Linked DNA regions of Homo sapiens: region 1 is linked to region 2. Evidence: read pairs that join two places in POLR2A ChIA-PET (ENCODE). Cell type or tissue: PC-9. All regions are shown on one strand.

What was found. Peaks named below come from ENCODE experiments on the same cell type or tissue, not always from the same donor. Only the 100,000 strongest peaks of a DNase experiment are listed, where the experiment ranks them.
Region 1: POLR2A ChIA-PET joins it to region 2 with 10 read pairs; 33 of 35 experiments call an interaction of 5 or more read pairs at or near these places.

What each region holds. Positions count from the first base shown.
Region 1 is chr11:18,397,960-18,405,959 of GRCh38, reverse strand. LDHA (lactate dehydrogenase A) reads right to left here. Exons shown (of 8, transcript NM_005566.4): 3 at 6,412-6,529; 4 at 4,950-5,123; 5 at 2,947-3,120; 6 at 2,149-2,266; 7 at 388-511. Among named protein-coding and RNA genes, the nearest start is that of LDHA, 7.4 kb to the right of the region's middle. In PC-9, no CTCF peak of the experiment used is centred here; no DNase peak of the experiment used is centred here; H3K27ac peaks cover 2,904 bases.
Region 2 is chr11:18,309,170-18,317,169 of GRCh38, reverse strand. HPS5 (HPS5 biogenesis of lysosomal organelles complex 2 subunit 2) reads left to right here. Exons shown (of 23, transcript NM_181507.2): 3 at 5,146-5,256; 4 at 5,719-5,783; 5 at 6,237-6,429. Among named protein-coding and RNA genes, the nearest start is that of HPS5, 9.0 kb to the left of the region's middle. RefSeq lists an enhancer at 6,264-6,343. In PC-9, no CTCF peak of the experiment used is centred here; DNase peaks (open chromatin) are centred at 3,009, 3,919 and 6,199; H3K4me3 peaks cover 1,422 bases; H3K27ac peaks cover 6,542 bases.

The DNA of each region.
Region 1 (8,000 bases), 89 kb before region 2:
AAATTCCTTTCCAGGTGTTCAGTTATGATTTAATTAATAGTATAAAAGAAAGTCATTAAAAATAGTAACATAATGCTAACTTGAATATAATTTCTATTTTCCCCAATGGAGAAATAGTTTATTTCTTTTATAGTCTTCCACCTACCTCAGCATAATTGAACAAGACTTTTTTGTAGTCAAATTATCAAGTATCTATGTGTTGAACAGGCCTAATGGACATTAATCCTAAAGCTCAACCATTTCTTTCAAAAAAGGTAAGCTGTGGGTACATTAATTTATTTCACTTAAGTCAGTAATGGAAGACTTGTATTAATCTTTCTCAGAAGAATCTTTTTTAAAAAGCCAGCAAAAAGCATTCAAATGCAGCGTATCACTACATAGACCTACCTTAATCATGGTGGAAACTGGGTGCACCCGCCTAAGATTCTTCATTATACTCTCTGCCAAATCTGCTACAGAGAGTCCAATAGCCCAGGATGTGTAGCCTTTGAGTTTGATCACCTCATAAGCACTGTATGATAGGAAACCATAGGTAAAGGCAGAAAAAGCAGGGTGGGAGAAAGAAAGAAAAACAAAGTTTTCATTAATACACATTTTACAGTAAATAATGCCACAATGTTGCATTATACCAAGAATAACCCTTGCACACATGTATGCTAGGATATTATGTACAGGGATATTCATTAACAGTACTGTTAGTAACAGCAAAAACATGACAATCTTTCCAATGTCCTCCAACAGAAGAATGGATAAATCATGGTATACTGATACAATGGAATATTACACAGCTATCAAAAAATAAACTATAGCTACTTGTAAAAAAAATTGGATAATTCTTAAAAATATAATATTGAATTTTAAAAAGAAATCCAAGATAACATAGCATCCTTAACTCAGGATTATCTCAAGTGGGAGCGTGAGGGGGACAGAGGGATAGCTGGGGGAAAGAGCACAGAATCCACTTATTTCCAAACACCAGCAGAATACTAAATTCTGATTCAACAATGTTATTTGACAGATATTGTGTTTCTTTCTTGAGCTGGGTGGTGGGTTCACAGGTTTTATTTAATTAAACAAATACAAACAAGAGGGCCTTGCTTGACCAATCACAAGAATATGTTATGAACTAAAGATTATGATTCTTTTTTTTTTGAGACGGAGTCTCGCTCTGTCGCCCAGGCTGGAGTGCAGTGGCGCGATCTCGGCTCACTGCAAGCTCCAACTACCGGGTTCATGCCATTCTCCTGCCTCAGCCTCCCGAGTAGCTGGGACTACAGGCGCCTGCCACCACGCCCGGCTAATTTTTTGTATTTTTAGTAGAGACGGGGTTTCACCGTGTTAGCCAGGATGGTCTCCATCTCCTGACCTCGTGATCTGCCTGCCTCGGCCTCCCAAAGTGCTGGGATTACAGGCATGAGCCACCATGCCCGGCTATGATTCATTTTTTAATTCTATAGACCTGAGGTCCACACAGGACCACAAAGGTAAATAATGCCACCAAGTTGAAAGCTTCCCTATTTCAATAATTTTTTTTTTCCTTTGAGACAGGCTCTTACTCTGTCACCCAGGCTAGCAGGCTCTGGAGTGCAGTGGCAGGATCTCGCTTCACTGCAGCCTTGACCTCCCAGGCTCATGCGATCCTCCTGCCTCAGCCTCTCAAGTAGCTAGGACCACAGGTGCTCACCACCATGCCTGGCTAATTTGTGTATTTATTGTAGAGACAGGGTTTTGCCCTGTTGCCCAGGCTGGCCTTGAACTCCTGAGCTCAAGTGATCCTAGGGCCTGGGCCTTGCAAGGTGAGGCACATTCTTTTTTTTTTGGCTAACATGGTGAAACCCCATCTCTACTAAAAATACAAAAAATTAGCCGGGCGTCATGGCATATGCCTGTAGTCCCAGGTACCCAGGAGGCTGAGGCAGGAGAATCGCCTGAACCCGGGAGGCAGAGGTTGCAGTGAGCCAAGATTGCGCCACTGCACTGCAGCCTGTGCGAAAGGGCAAGATTCTGTCTCAAACAAAACAAAACAAAAAAACCACACAAGTTTTCTAACAAAAAGTTCTCAAATGCAAATACTATTACAATTTTAACCTTTTAAATAAAAATAGTAAATGTTAATATTCTGTGTTGCCAAATTGAAAGATTTATTACCTCTCAACCACCTGCTTGTGAACCTCTTTCCACTGTTCCTTATCTTTATCAGTCCCTAAATCTGGGTGCAGAGTCTTCAGAGAGACACCAGCAACATTCATTCCACTCCATACAGGCACTAAAAGAAATAGTACAGACTACATTTATTTTCATGTACCAACAGATTAGTAATTGTGATTCATTTTCCTAATTCTCTTATCTTCGGAGGAAGAATACTCAATTTTGGTAGATGGTCAAGACTACTAATGTAGTCATTACTCACTTTTAGATTAGATTTTCATTTACTTACATTATGTAAAACTAAGAATTTTAACTGTATTCTAACCTGTTTCTCTAGCCAATTGAAATGTTTAACCCATGTATATTTGAAATATAAAGATAGTATGAGAACATAAGGGGGGTTTTCTTAGCATACAGAACCTAATCATAACATTTTTCAACTGTGATAATATAACTTTTGTGCATTTGGATTTGCTCATCTTTTCAGGGCCAGGCAGTACAAGTCAGGTATAAACAGCTGTGATATTAAATGACTGAAGACATCCTAAGAACTACAGTCTTAAGATATCCATGGTAAGAAGAGAAATTTCATTTCCCGTCCCCCTCGCCATAAAATGCCATATAAAATGGCAACAATCTTAACAATTCTTAACATATAATTATACAAAATGCTAGATTTCGGGAAACCATTCCATCCTACTGAATGGATATTTGATTAGGCTCTAATTGAATAATATAATGCCCATCGACTTTTTATATAATCTTTTCAAAAACAAAAAGAAAATAACTTATGCTTACCACTGGAATCTCCATGTTCCCCAAGGACCCACCCATGACAGCTTAATGGGTGAACTCCCAGCCTTTCCCCCATTAGGTAACGGAATCGGGCTGAATCCAGATTGCAACCGCTTCCAATAACACGGTTTTTGGGAAAACCACTTATCTTCCAAGCCACGTAGGTCAAGATATCCACTATGAAAAAGGAGAAAATAAAAATCACCCATTATCCTCTCCCTACACACAAAAAAGATATACCTACTATGAAGAAAACACTTAACCAGATACTAGGTGATCATTAGATAATAATAGGCTACTCCAGATATATGGCTTTTCAGGATCTTGATATTGATCATGGCTAACCAATAATTTTGTTAATATTTTTAAGCCTCTACACTATGTATATCAAGTCCATTAATTATTCAAAAAGTAGTTTTGGCTGGGCATGACAACTCACACCTGTTATCCCAACACTTTGGGAGGCTGAGGTGGGAGGACTGCCTGAGGCCAGCAGTTCAAGACCAGCCTGGGCAACATAGCAAAACCCCATCTCTACAAAAAAACTTTTAACAAACTAGCCAGGCATATTGGTGCACGCCTGTAGTCCTAGCTACTTAAGAGGCTGAGGAAGAAGGATCACCTGAGCCTAGTAGGTCAAAGCTGCCATGATCATCCCATTGCCCTCCAGCTTGGGCGACAGAGTGAGACATGCTCTCAAAAAAAAAGTATAGTAACAGTTTTATGAAAATAAACTGTTTATCAACTAAGAGACAATTATGGGCCCGGGCACGGTGGCTCACGCCTGTAATCCTAATACTTTGGGAGGCTGAGGCAGATGGATCACCTGAGCTCAGGAATTTGAGACCAGCCTGGGCAACATGGTGAAACCCCTTTCTACTAAAACTTCAAAAATTAGCCGAGCATGGTGGCACGTGCCTGTAATCCCAGCTCTTGGGAGGCTGAGGCAGGAGAATTGCTTGAACCCAGGAGGCAGAGGTTGCAGTGAGCCAAGATCGAACCACTGCACTCCAGCCTGAGCTACAAAGTGAGACTGTCTCAAAAAAAAAAAAAAAAAAAAAGAGAATAACAATTATTCACAAACTTATCCCTTATCCAAGATCTTGGGCAGGTAATTTTAAGCTCCAACTACATTTAAAGGCATTGTATTCCCTTTAATGTTTTAAAATTATTAAAAAACAAAAAACACACACACACAAATCTCCTTAGAAGGGAAATGAAACATGAAAAATAAATGAATCACCAGGCACGGTGGCTCACGCCTGTAATCCCAGCACTTTGGGAGGCCAAGGCGGGCAGATCACGAGGTCAGGAGATCGAGACCATCCTGGCTAACCTGATGAAACCCCGTCTCTACTAAAAATACAAAAAATTAGCCAGGCGTCGTGGTGGGCACCTGTAGTCCCAGCTACTCGGGAGGCTGAGGCAGGAGAATGGCATGAACCCGGGAGGCGGAGCTTGCAGTGAGCCAAGATCAAGCCACTGTACTCCAGCCAGGGTGACAGAGCAAGACTCCGTCTCAAAAAAAAAAAAAAAAAAAAAAGAAAAATAAATGAATCAATAAATATGCGTGGCTGGGCACGGTGGCTCACGCCTGTAATCCTAGCACTTTGGGAGGCAGATGGACTGCTTGAGGCCAGGAGTTCAAAACCAGCCTGGCCAACATGGTGAAACCCTGTCTCTACTAAAAATATAAAAAATTAGCCATGTGTGGTGGCAGGCGCTTATAATCCCAGCTACTTGAGAGGCTGAGGCAAAAGAATCGCTTGAACCCATGAGGCAGAGGTTGCAGTGAGCCCAGATTGCGCCACTGCACTCCAACCTGGGCGACAAGAGCAAAACTCCGCCTCAAAATATATATATATATTTTAAAATAATATTCGAAAATATTTTTAAAAATGTATTTTTTAAAATATTTCAAAATATTTAAAATATATATAATATATATATCATATACTATCAGTTTTACTATAGCTTGTCAATTTTTATGCAGTCAAAAGCCTCACCTGGATTTGAAACAATAAGCAACTTGCAGTTCGGGCTGTATTTTACAACATTAGGAATGATGAATTTAAAGATGTTCACGTTACGCTGGACCAAATTAAGACGGCTTTCTCCCTCTTGCTGACGTGCCCCAGCCGTGATAATGACCAGCTTGGAGTTTGCAGTTACATTATAGTCTAGAGAAAAGGGGAATAATGACCAGATTAAGGCCTTTAGAATAAATTTTACCTAGGCAGCAAAAATTTGTTCCATAAATGCTCCACAAACCTTTCTTGTTCTTAGAGTTTTATCATTATGGCTTCTTAAATGGAGGAAGAGCATGTCAACATCTTCCTTGTAGTTTTAGTCAAGTTGTAACTTTATGTAACTACAATTAGGGAGAGCTGGAGGAAATCAAGTTTATTATTTGATTCTCCTATTAATTTCTTACATATCCTCAAATTTTTGATCCCCAAGCTCAACGTTCACACTCTTCCATACTCCTGTTTCTACTTAACTGGTGTCCTATCAGCCCAGGAACAGGCAATTTCGTGTGTGTGTGTGTGTGTGTGTGTGTGTGTGTGTGTGTGTGTGTGTGTGTGTGGTGGTGGTGGTAGGGGGACTTGTTTTTAAGCAGAGACAGCTTTACACTTAACAAACATATTTTGCTTCTAGATACCCTATGGCACAAGAGAGTTAAACCAGTGATGAAGGGAGTTGCCCATCAGCAAGGTGGCCAGTGATTTTCAGGTATCAAAATAGACACTATTTGGGCTCACATTCAGGTTTCTTGGCTGGTGCTGTTAAGTGTGAAAGGGTCAAGCCAAGAGTATTAGCTGAACAGGCTCATTTATTTACCCTATTCTCAACTTCGTGTGTGAAAGGATGTGGGGGCAAGTAAGTAACACAATGTGGTTAAATACAGACCTAAGGTTTAAGCTTTACTCATTACATTCTAATTCAGATGGTTTGCATAGCATGGACAAATTGGATTTCTATTTTAAACCATTTGCCAGAAATTGAAACTTTGATATTCACAGGCACCTAAGTGAAATTGTTCCCAGGCTCTTGCACCCGGCATTTAAAACAAAATCTTTAAAGAGCTAGGATTTCAAGCCTGATAAAACATTTAAGTCTAAAGCCGGGCACAGTGGTTCACACCTGCAATCCCAGTACTTCGGAAGGCTAAGGAGGGAGGATCACTTGAGCCCAGTGGTTCAAGACAGGCCTGGGCAACACAGTGGGTCCCCATCTCTACAAAAAGTAAAAAAATTAGCCGGGCATGGTAGCATACCCTATAGTCCCAGTTTCTTTGTGAGGGGGAGGGGGTAATGAAGTGGAAGGAGGATTGCTTGAGCCCAGGGTTCGAGGCTGTGGTGAGCCATAATTGTGCAACTGCACTCTACCCTAAGCAACAAATGGAGACCATCTGGAAAAAGAATTTAAGTCAAGCATGGATTATAATATAAACTTGTTGAAATCAACCTTTGCCAGAGACAATCTTTGGTGTTCTAAGGAAAAGGCTGCCATGTTGGAGATCCATCATCTCTCCCTTCAATTTGTCTTCGATGACATCAACAAGAGCAAGTTCATCTGCCAAGTCCTAAAAGACATCAAATCTTTAGTTAAATGGAAAATTGCCACTTCTAGATTTTTAGAAGAGCATGAAAAATTTCTATATTTCTGGCATAGGAGAGTTCTGTTACTTTATTAGTACAGTATCGAGATATTCAAAGTAGAGGGCACCCCATTTCAAAAGCTGACTTACAGATTACACCCTACATAGATAGCACTGACCCTCTCTCCAGCCCTGTCTCCCCACTGAAGCGAGCTCTATAGGAGTTCCACCACTGCAGATGTGGAAGCAGAACACTGGACTGGCAGTTGCTAGAATAACTTCCAATTATATAAAACTGCTCTGTCTACTCTCTCAAATTCCATCCTACACACCAATTTTAGGTTGTTATTCATTTAACTAGGTGATATTGACCAGCATCAAGACTTGAAATTAGTAAGAAATGTTCTGGCCGGGCATAGTGACTCACATCTGTAATCCCAACACTTTGGGAGGCCGAGGCGGGCACATCACTTGAGGTCAGGAGTTCAAGACAGCCTGGCCAGGCCAGGCACGGTGGCTCACGCTTGTAATCCCAGCACTTTGGGAGGCCAAGGTAGGCGGATCACGAGGTCAGGAGATCGAGACCATCCTGGCTAACATGGTGAAACCCCGTCTCTACTAAAAAATACAAACATTTAGCCAGGCGTGGTGGTGGGTGCCTGTAGTCCCAGCTACTTGGGAGGCTGAGACAGGAGAATGGTATGAACCCGGGAGGCAGAGCTAGCAGTGAGCGGAGTTCACGCCACTGCACTCTAGCCTGGGCGACACGGCGAGACTCCTTCTCAGAAAAAAAAAAAAAAAAAAAAAAAAAAGACCAGCCTGGCCAATATGGTGAAGGCCTGTCTCTACTAAAAATACAAAAATCAGCCAGGCGTGGCGGTGGGTGCCTGTAGTCCCAGCTACTCGGGAGGCTGAGGCAGGAGAATCACTTGAACCCAGGAGGTCAAGTGAGCCAAGATCGTGCCACTGCACTCCAGCCAGGGCAACAAAGCGAGATTCCGTCTCAAAAAAAAAAAACTTAAAAAGTTAAAAAGTCTGATTTCCGCCCATCTTTCAGAGATGGAATCTGAACTATTCCCTGGTTGATTCCATATATGAACCAATACTAACAGTTATGGATAAATAGGTTTGTGCAGTGTATAATACTGGCAAAAAATATCCTTATAGTTGCAACTCAAAGTTCATAGGTCCATTTCAGGCCAGGAGCACCAATAACAGCTTTAATACAACTGGATGTGGTCTATCGTTACCAAAAGTTATTCAAGCTGCAGATCTATCCCTAAATCATCCACAATATAATGAGTGTCAGTTACTCTTCTTACCCACACCTGAGCCAGAGGCCATCACAGAGAAAAAACATAGGCGGTTTGTAGGTGTGGGGAAAACAGCATCAATTTCTCATCTAGTGGGTAAGGAATAAAAGTTGGTGTATTATGTGGCCTTTCCTAAGAACATA
Region 2 (8,000 bases):
CAGGCTGGAGTACAGTGGTGTGATCTCAGCTCACTGCATGCTCCGCCTCCCGGGTTCACACCGTTTTCCTGCCTCAGCCTCCCAAGTAGCTGGGACCACATGTGCCCGCCACCACGTCTGGCTAATTTTTTGTATTTTTAGTAGAGACGGGGTTTCACCATGTTAGCCAGGATGGTCTCGATCTCCTGACCTCGTGATCTGCCCGCCTCGGCCTCCCAAAGTGCTGGGATTACAGGTTTTATCACTTTTGTTTGAGCTAATTAATTACCTCTTGAAGCTACTTGCTATGTGGGCACTAGACTAACTGACACCAAGTAGTGATAAAATGCAGTACACTTCATAGTTCAAAAGTGTATAGCCAATCACTAATCAATGTTATTGCTGTAAGCCAATGAGAATTCCTGACAAACAGCCTCTTCTGAAAACTTGAGTTTCTTGTTTTCCAGAGCATTCCCCAAGGCAACTTGGAAGTTTGTCCTAGGCTGCATCCTCAACCTTGGCCCAAATAAAGTCAATGTTAATTTGGCCTCAACTTCTTCCTTTTAGGTTGACACTTTACATAGAGGTATAATTTTCATAGCTCTTTCTTGATTTATTTTTTGAGCTATCTTTTGAATTCTAATTTACCATCCCTGGAAACCATGATACTGACTTGCTTCATTTTTCCCCGTTAGTGTTCTTGCTGTCTTCTCTCAGAAAGTAATATATTTGATTGAAAATAAAATGGTATAAATGAGTATATCTCACAAAGACCAAGAGAAAACTGTCTCTTCATCTTCTGAAGGTTTGCTAAAAATCAGCTACTAAAAATAAGATTAATAGGAGAAAAGGCATATAAAATCTTATTTTCTTTTCTTTCTTTTTTTTTTCTTCTTTTGAAACAGGTTGTCTCTGTTGCTCAGGCCTAAGTGCAATGGGGAGATCCTAGCTCACTGTAACCTCAAACTCCTGGGTTCAAGTAATTCTCTTGCCTCATCCTCCTGAGCAGCTGGGACTAAACATACTCGATACCATGCCAGGCTAATTTTTAAAGTTTTTGTAGAGATGGGGTCTTGCTATGTTGCCCAGGCTGGAGTACAGTGGTGAGACCATAGCTCATGATAACATCGAACTCCTGGCCTCAAGCAATCATGTGCCTTGGCCTTTGGCTTCCCTAAAGCACTGGGATAACAGGAGGGAGCCACCATGCCTGGCTGTGTGTACCCTCTTTCATAGGGAAGTGGGGATATGGAGAATGTAGATGATTGTTTTGAGTGGCAATAAATCATTATGGAGAATGAATAGACCTAGCAAGTGGGAGGCAGACATGGGAAGGTGAGGGATGGAGCTGCATAGGAACAATCTGACTTATGCAGGTAAAATCCCCCAGATAAACTCTTGGAGCTACCTTCAGAAGAATAAATGAAAAGTCTATCTGGGCATGATGATGACTCCCGGTCTGTTGATTTTTCCTGGTTATTTGATGAGATCCTTAGGGAAAGGGTTTAGGACAATTGCATTTCTTTTGGAAGGAAGCTTTCTTTTTCTTTCTTTCTTTCTTTCTATTTTTTTTTTTTTAAGATAGAGTTTCACTCCCTTGCCTAGGCTGGAGTGCAGTGGCACGATCTTGGCTTACTGCAACCTCCACTTCCTGGGTTCAAGTGAGTCTTGTGCCTCAGCCTCCAGAGTAGCTGGGATTACAGGCACCTGCCACCACGCCCGGCTAATTTTTGTGTTTTTCGTAGAGACAGAGTTTCACCATGTTGGCCAGGCTCGTCCCAAACTCCTAGCCTCAGACAATCCTCTTGCCTCCTCCCAAAGTGCTGGGATTACAGGCATGAGCCATTGAGCCTGGCCCACTTTGGAAAGAAGCTTTCTTGGTCAGATAAGGAAATTCCTCTGGAGAGAGTCCCACTCTGTGCTTGGTGGAGAGGTGGAAACGAGACAAGGTTAAAGGGACTTTGGTTTTGAGGCAGCTTCTAAGAACTGTCAGCATGTCAAAGCTCCCTATTTTGGGGTATTGGTTGCTGAGCCCCAATAACCCCTTTACATTTTGAATAACATGTAGTTATACTAAGGTCATTCCAAAACAGGGAGTCTGGTGTAACCCTCGTTTTAGGGAGAAAAGCAAAAGTTAGTTAGCTCTGGGCAGAATGTCGACCTAAGAGGAAGAAGCTAAGAGGAAGAAGCTGCCCTGGCTTGGTGGCTCATGCCTGTAATCCCAGCAATTTAGGAGGCAGAAGTGGGAGGATTGGTTGAGCTCAGGAGTTTGAGACCGCTTGGGAAATATGGCAAAACCCCATCTTTACAAAAAATACAAAAATCAGCTGGACGTGGTGGTGGGTATCTGTGGTCCCAGCTACTCAGAAGGCTGAGTTGGGAGCATTGCTTGAGCCAGGGAGGTTGAGGCTACAGTGAGCTGTGATAGCTCCACTGCATTCCAGCCTGGGTGACACAGCAAGACCCTATCTCAAAAGGAATAAAAAAACCCAGAAAACAAAACAGACAAAGGCGAAAATAATATAAGCAGACAGTTTATTAGGGCCAAGCTTGAGGATTACAACCTGGGAACATAGATAAAAGTTGCTTTAAATATACACTTTGATTAGCAGCAGTTACAAGTGGATTATTTATTTATTTATTTATTTATTTATTTATTTTTGAGATGTAGTCTTGCTCTGTTGCCCAGGATGGAGTACAGTGGCACCATCTCAGCTCTCTGCAAACTCTGCCTCCCGGGTTCAAGTGATTCTCATGCCTCAGCCACCAGAGAGGCTAGGATTACAGGTGTGTACCATCATGCCTGGCTAATTTTTGAATTTTTAGTGGAGACGGGGTTTTGCCATGTTGGCCAGGCTTGTCTTGAACACCTGGCCTCAAGTAATCCGCCCGCCTCGGCCTCCCAAAGTGCTGGGTGGATTATTTTTTGAGACGGCTGGTCGGGGGAGGGGGGATGCGGTCTTACTATGTTGCCCAAGCTGGAGTGCAGTGGCTATTCACAGGCATCATAGCTGAGTCATAGCACACTGCAGTGCACTGTAGCCTTGAACTGGCGTCAGGCAGTCTTCTTGCCTCAGCCTCTCAAGTAGCTGGGACTACAGGCATGTACCACACCACATGGCCTGCCTAATTTTTATATATTTTTTAGAGATAGGGTTTCATTATGTTGCTGTAGCTGGTCTCAAACTCCTGGGCTCAGTGAGTCCTTCTGCCTTGGCCTCCCAAAGTGCTGGAATTACAGGCATGAGCCACCGCACCCGGCCTTTTTTTTTTTTTTTGAGACGGAGTCTAGCTCTGTCACCAGGCTGGAGTTCAGTGGCGCAATCTTGGCTCACTGCAACCTCCACTTCCTGGGTTCAAGTGATTCTACTGCCTCAGCCTCCCAAGTAGCTGGGATTACAGGCACGCACTGCCACACCCAGCTAATTTTTGTATTTTTAGTAGAGACGGGGTTTCACTTTATTGGCCAGGATGGTCTCGATCTCCTAACCTCGTGATCCGCCCACCTTGGCCTCCCAAAGTGTTGGGATTACAGGCGTGAGCCACTGCGCCTGGCCTGGATTTCTTAAAAATAAAAATGTTTAAATTAGGGCTGGAGTCTTATTCTGTTGCCCAGGCTGGTCTCGACATCCTGACCTCCCAAAATGTTGGGATTATAGGCATGAGCCACCTTGTCCAGCCCAAGTGGATTTTTAAAGGAAAAGAAGAGGCAGATTCTGAGTTGTTTAGCAAAAACTCATATTAAAATAACAAAAACTATTGATTGGCTATACATTGTTCTTTGTATCACAGATTTCAGTGACATGAAGGTAACAGGTGAGACAGCTAGTCAGTGACAAAATTACTTTAAACAATTGCCCCCAGGCGTGGGTGCAGAGAGTGGGTGCATGACTGATATCTCATATTCATTTCTGTCTGGGCCTGCATACTTCACATAGCTCAGACTGCCCTGAGCTATTTTTTTTTTTCCCTCAATAAGTATGTGTTTTGATTGTCCTTGGAATTCAAAGAACTATGTACTTCCTTCAATCTCTGAGTTATTTTGATTAAACTCAGGAATGATGTGGTAAAAAACAAAGTTTCATAACCAGTACCAAAGTAATTTCATTTTTATACTTTTGCTACTGCCCTAAAGGAGATACTAGCATCTGAGGAAAGGGAAAATAGGAAGTGATAGACAGTAATATGAGTAACAATTTTGAGGCTTGATATCAGTTAGACATTTTTTCAGCTGCAAATTACAGTATGGTGTAACATATTAATAGGAGCTTACGTGGTAAAGATGTTTATAATCTCATAGGAGGTTAGTGTTCTGGGTTTAGTGTAGTGGCCCAATGATATAACTGGCTCCCATTTTTCCTGTTCTACCATTGCACATATGTTAGCTTTTAGCTGCTTTTGCAATATGTGTCCTGTCTCCAGTCTTACTGTTCTCATTAACATCTCAAGAAAGTGGGGGCAAAGGGCAAAGGCTTTCTACAGGCTCTGCCTTTCATCTTTCATCAAGGCCTCAGCAGCCTTGGTCTTATTAGCTAGAATTGAGTTACATGACAACCCTTGGCAACTAGGGAACTGGGAAGGTGAATATTTAGGTTTTCCAACTTCTATGGTGAAAAGCAACAAAATTGAAGAAGATTGGGAATGTCTCTTAGTCAATCAACTAATAACTTTTACCACGGGGTATTGGGCACGGCATGACCACTGCATTCTCTGATGGAGTCTCACCTACCCTAAGACTTGTGGATGTTTTGTGGTGTTTGTACAGATTAGAAATGATTTAAATGAACGAATATTTAACCTGGTTGCTTTATCTTCTGGTAACTTCCTTGGTCTTCCATTGTTGTAGTCAGCATTGGAATGACCTAGCCAAATTACACAAAATATGAAGTCTTAACAGCCAGCGTTTGCCAAGGGAAAATTACTCATACAATGGAGCCTATTCAGCCTTTGTGAGATTCATTTAGAAGTTTAAAAACAAAATGTTCTTTCTTCAGTATTTTTTACTATTCTAGAACTAGAGAATAAGTGTCATATTGTGTCCATATGGGCAGAGGGTAAAGTGAGGGAAGGAGCCTGATGCATAAATCCTCAGTATTTATTTTCAGTGGATAGTCTATTTGGTTAAGTAGCTGTGATTATCTCACACTTCTCTTCACATGTTTTTAGTGCACGAGCATAGCTGTGTCTCGGAAATGGTTGGCTTTGGGCAGTTCAGGAGGAGGACTCCATCTCATTCAGAAAGAAGGCTGGAAGCACAGGCTTTTTCTTTCACACAGGGTAAGATTAAGGGCAGCTCTGTCATACACCATTTGGAGTCTCTTTCATAAATGCAAATTTCTCCAATATAAATAATCATTTGGAATAAAAGAATGTAGAACTTGGCTTGGTGCGGTGTCTCACGCCTGTAATCCCAGCATTTTGGGAGGCCAAGGCGGATGGATTACCTGAGGTCAGGAGTTGGAGACCAGCCTGGCCAACATGGTGAAACCCCGTCTCCACTAAAAACACAAAAATTAGCTGGGCGTGGTGGTGAGTGCCTGTAATCCCAGCTACTTGGGAGGCGGAGGCAGGAGAATCGCTTGAACCCAGGAAGTGGAGGTTGCAGTGAGCCGAGATCGCACCATTGCTCCCCAGCCTGGGCAACAGAGCGAGACTCAGTCTCAAAAAAAAAAAAAAAAATAATAATAATAATAATGTAAAACTTGAGATTTAAAAAATGTATTTTCTTTTGTGCTCTAGGAAGGTGCAATTTCTCAAGTCGCCTGTTGTTTACATGATGATGATTATGTTGCTGTAGCTACCAGGTAAGAATCTGTTCCAAAACTATCTGTCCTTTTTCAAATGCATTTTAAATTGACACATGTGTTTGTTAGGGTGACCAACCATCCTGGTTTGCCTAGGATTGTCCCGGTTTTAACAGTGAAACTCCTGTGTCTCAGGAAATCTCTCAGTACCCAGCAAACCAGAATGGACAGCTGGTCATCCTAGTATTTGTAGAAAATGCTAATTTAAGGTTACAACATTTCAAAGGCCTTAAAAGATAAAGGGAACAGAGATAATTTAGATCATTTAACTTCTCCTATTAAACTGGTTTGGTGACTAAAACAAGGAAATTAATACCTTGACTTTTTATAATACTTCCTCTTTTCTGAAGAACAAGAGTTGCATATGTATTTGATATAGTTGATACTGTGATGCAACAAAATTGTACCTTGTTCACTGTTGCCACGTTTGCCTCTGTGACTCAATTCTTGCAGTCAAGGTCTTGTGGTTGTTTGGGAATTAAATCAAGAGCGTCGTGGGAAACCGGAACAAATGTATGTGTCTTCAGAACACAAAGGCCGAAGAGTCACAGCTCTCTGCTGGGATACAGCTATTCTTAGAGTTTTTGTAGGTGATCATGCTGGGAAGGTTTCTGCTATCAAACTCAATACTTCTAAACAAGCAAAGGTGAGAAGCAGTCCCATTCTTTGTGTATGTAGTGAGATACAAGGTGTTGTCTTATAAAACTTCCAATTAAAGGATGTGATTTTATCTACTGTATTTCTTGGGAGACTAATCCGGAGTCCAAACCTGGAGATTTTGAGGAGACCTGTTTTTATATAGTACACACGGTGGCCTGTTAGCTCAATACCGTTACAGAATGGCTTTTGTGAACTAACTTCAGTACTTTGCACATTATCTATTGCAGTCCTTCCTGATTCACCTGCATGGCTCATTTAAAGCATTCTTTAGTATAAGGCTATTAAGAAAGAAAAGATATCTATTTATTATTGGTGTGAATAAAGTGACAAACATAGAAATGACACCAATTGCCCAGGCTTCTGGTCTTCTCTGCTTCTTGTGTAGAAGAAACTCATAGGTCTAGGAATATTTTTTATCAGGATGGATATAACTTATTTTGAATGGAATCTTGAAGACACCTTCTGGCTTTGCTCTGCTCTGCAGGTCCTCAGGCTTCTTGCTGCAGTTATGGCTAAGTAGAAGGGTTGAGACTCAGGTTACCCTAACAGAATGCTCCAGTCTGTCATTAAGACAGAATAGACCAGCTTCTCATTGTCCTGCTCCTCCACGACCATTACATCAGAAGTAGAGGGATTTGTCTTGCATTGGCTTATTTCTATTTAGGATCCTGGCAGAAAAGAAAGGCTCTAACTACTATTGGCTAAATTTATTTTATTTTATTTTGAGACAGGTTCTTGCTCTGTCACTCAGGCAGAAGTACAGTGGTGAGATCATGGCTCACTGCAGTCTTGATTGCCCAGGCTGAAGCAATCCTCTCACCTCAAACCTCCTGAGTAGCTGGGACTACTGGCATGCATCACCACGCCTGGCTAATTTTTAAAAACTTTTGTAGAGACAGGGTTTCGCCATGTTGCCCAGGCTGGTCTCGGACTCCTGGGCTCAAGTGATCCAATCACCTTGCCCTCGCAAAGTGCTGGGATTACAGACATGAGCCACTGCGCCTGGCTATTGGCTAAATTATTTTATTTTAATGAACACATCAGAATATTTTTCTGGTTTGCCGTCATGACCTATCAACGTTATCAATTGATTCTTAATATATTTTGGACCTAAAATATAGAAACCCTAGTAAACTTATTTTGTCTTTTTCTAAAAGGGAGAAGTGCTATCTACAGGTGAAAAATTCTTTCACATACTCCAAAACTTTATTTATCTAGAGACAGGTTCTTCTTCTGTTGCCCAGGCTGGCATATAGTAGCATGATCTTAGCTCACTGCAGCCTCAAGCTCCTAGGCTCAAGCAGTTCTTCTGCCTCAGCCTCCCAAGTAGCTGGGATTATGGATGTGTGCTACCATGCCTGACTAACATGTTCTAAACCTTGCTTCATCTTTTTCGTTCTAACCTCTAAGATTAGATAATCACAAACAGATCCTTGAGAAATCTCTTCTGCAGTTACGTACCAGATTATTTAATACAACTTTTAAGTGACTAAAACTTTGATATCCTTACAAGCAAATTAAGTTTTGGCTTATTTGAAAATTTTATTTTGCTATTCA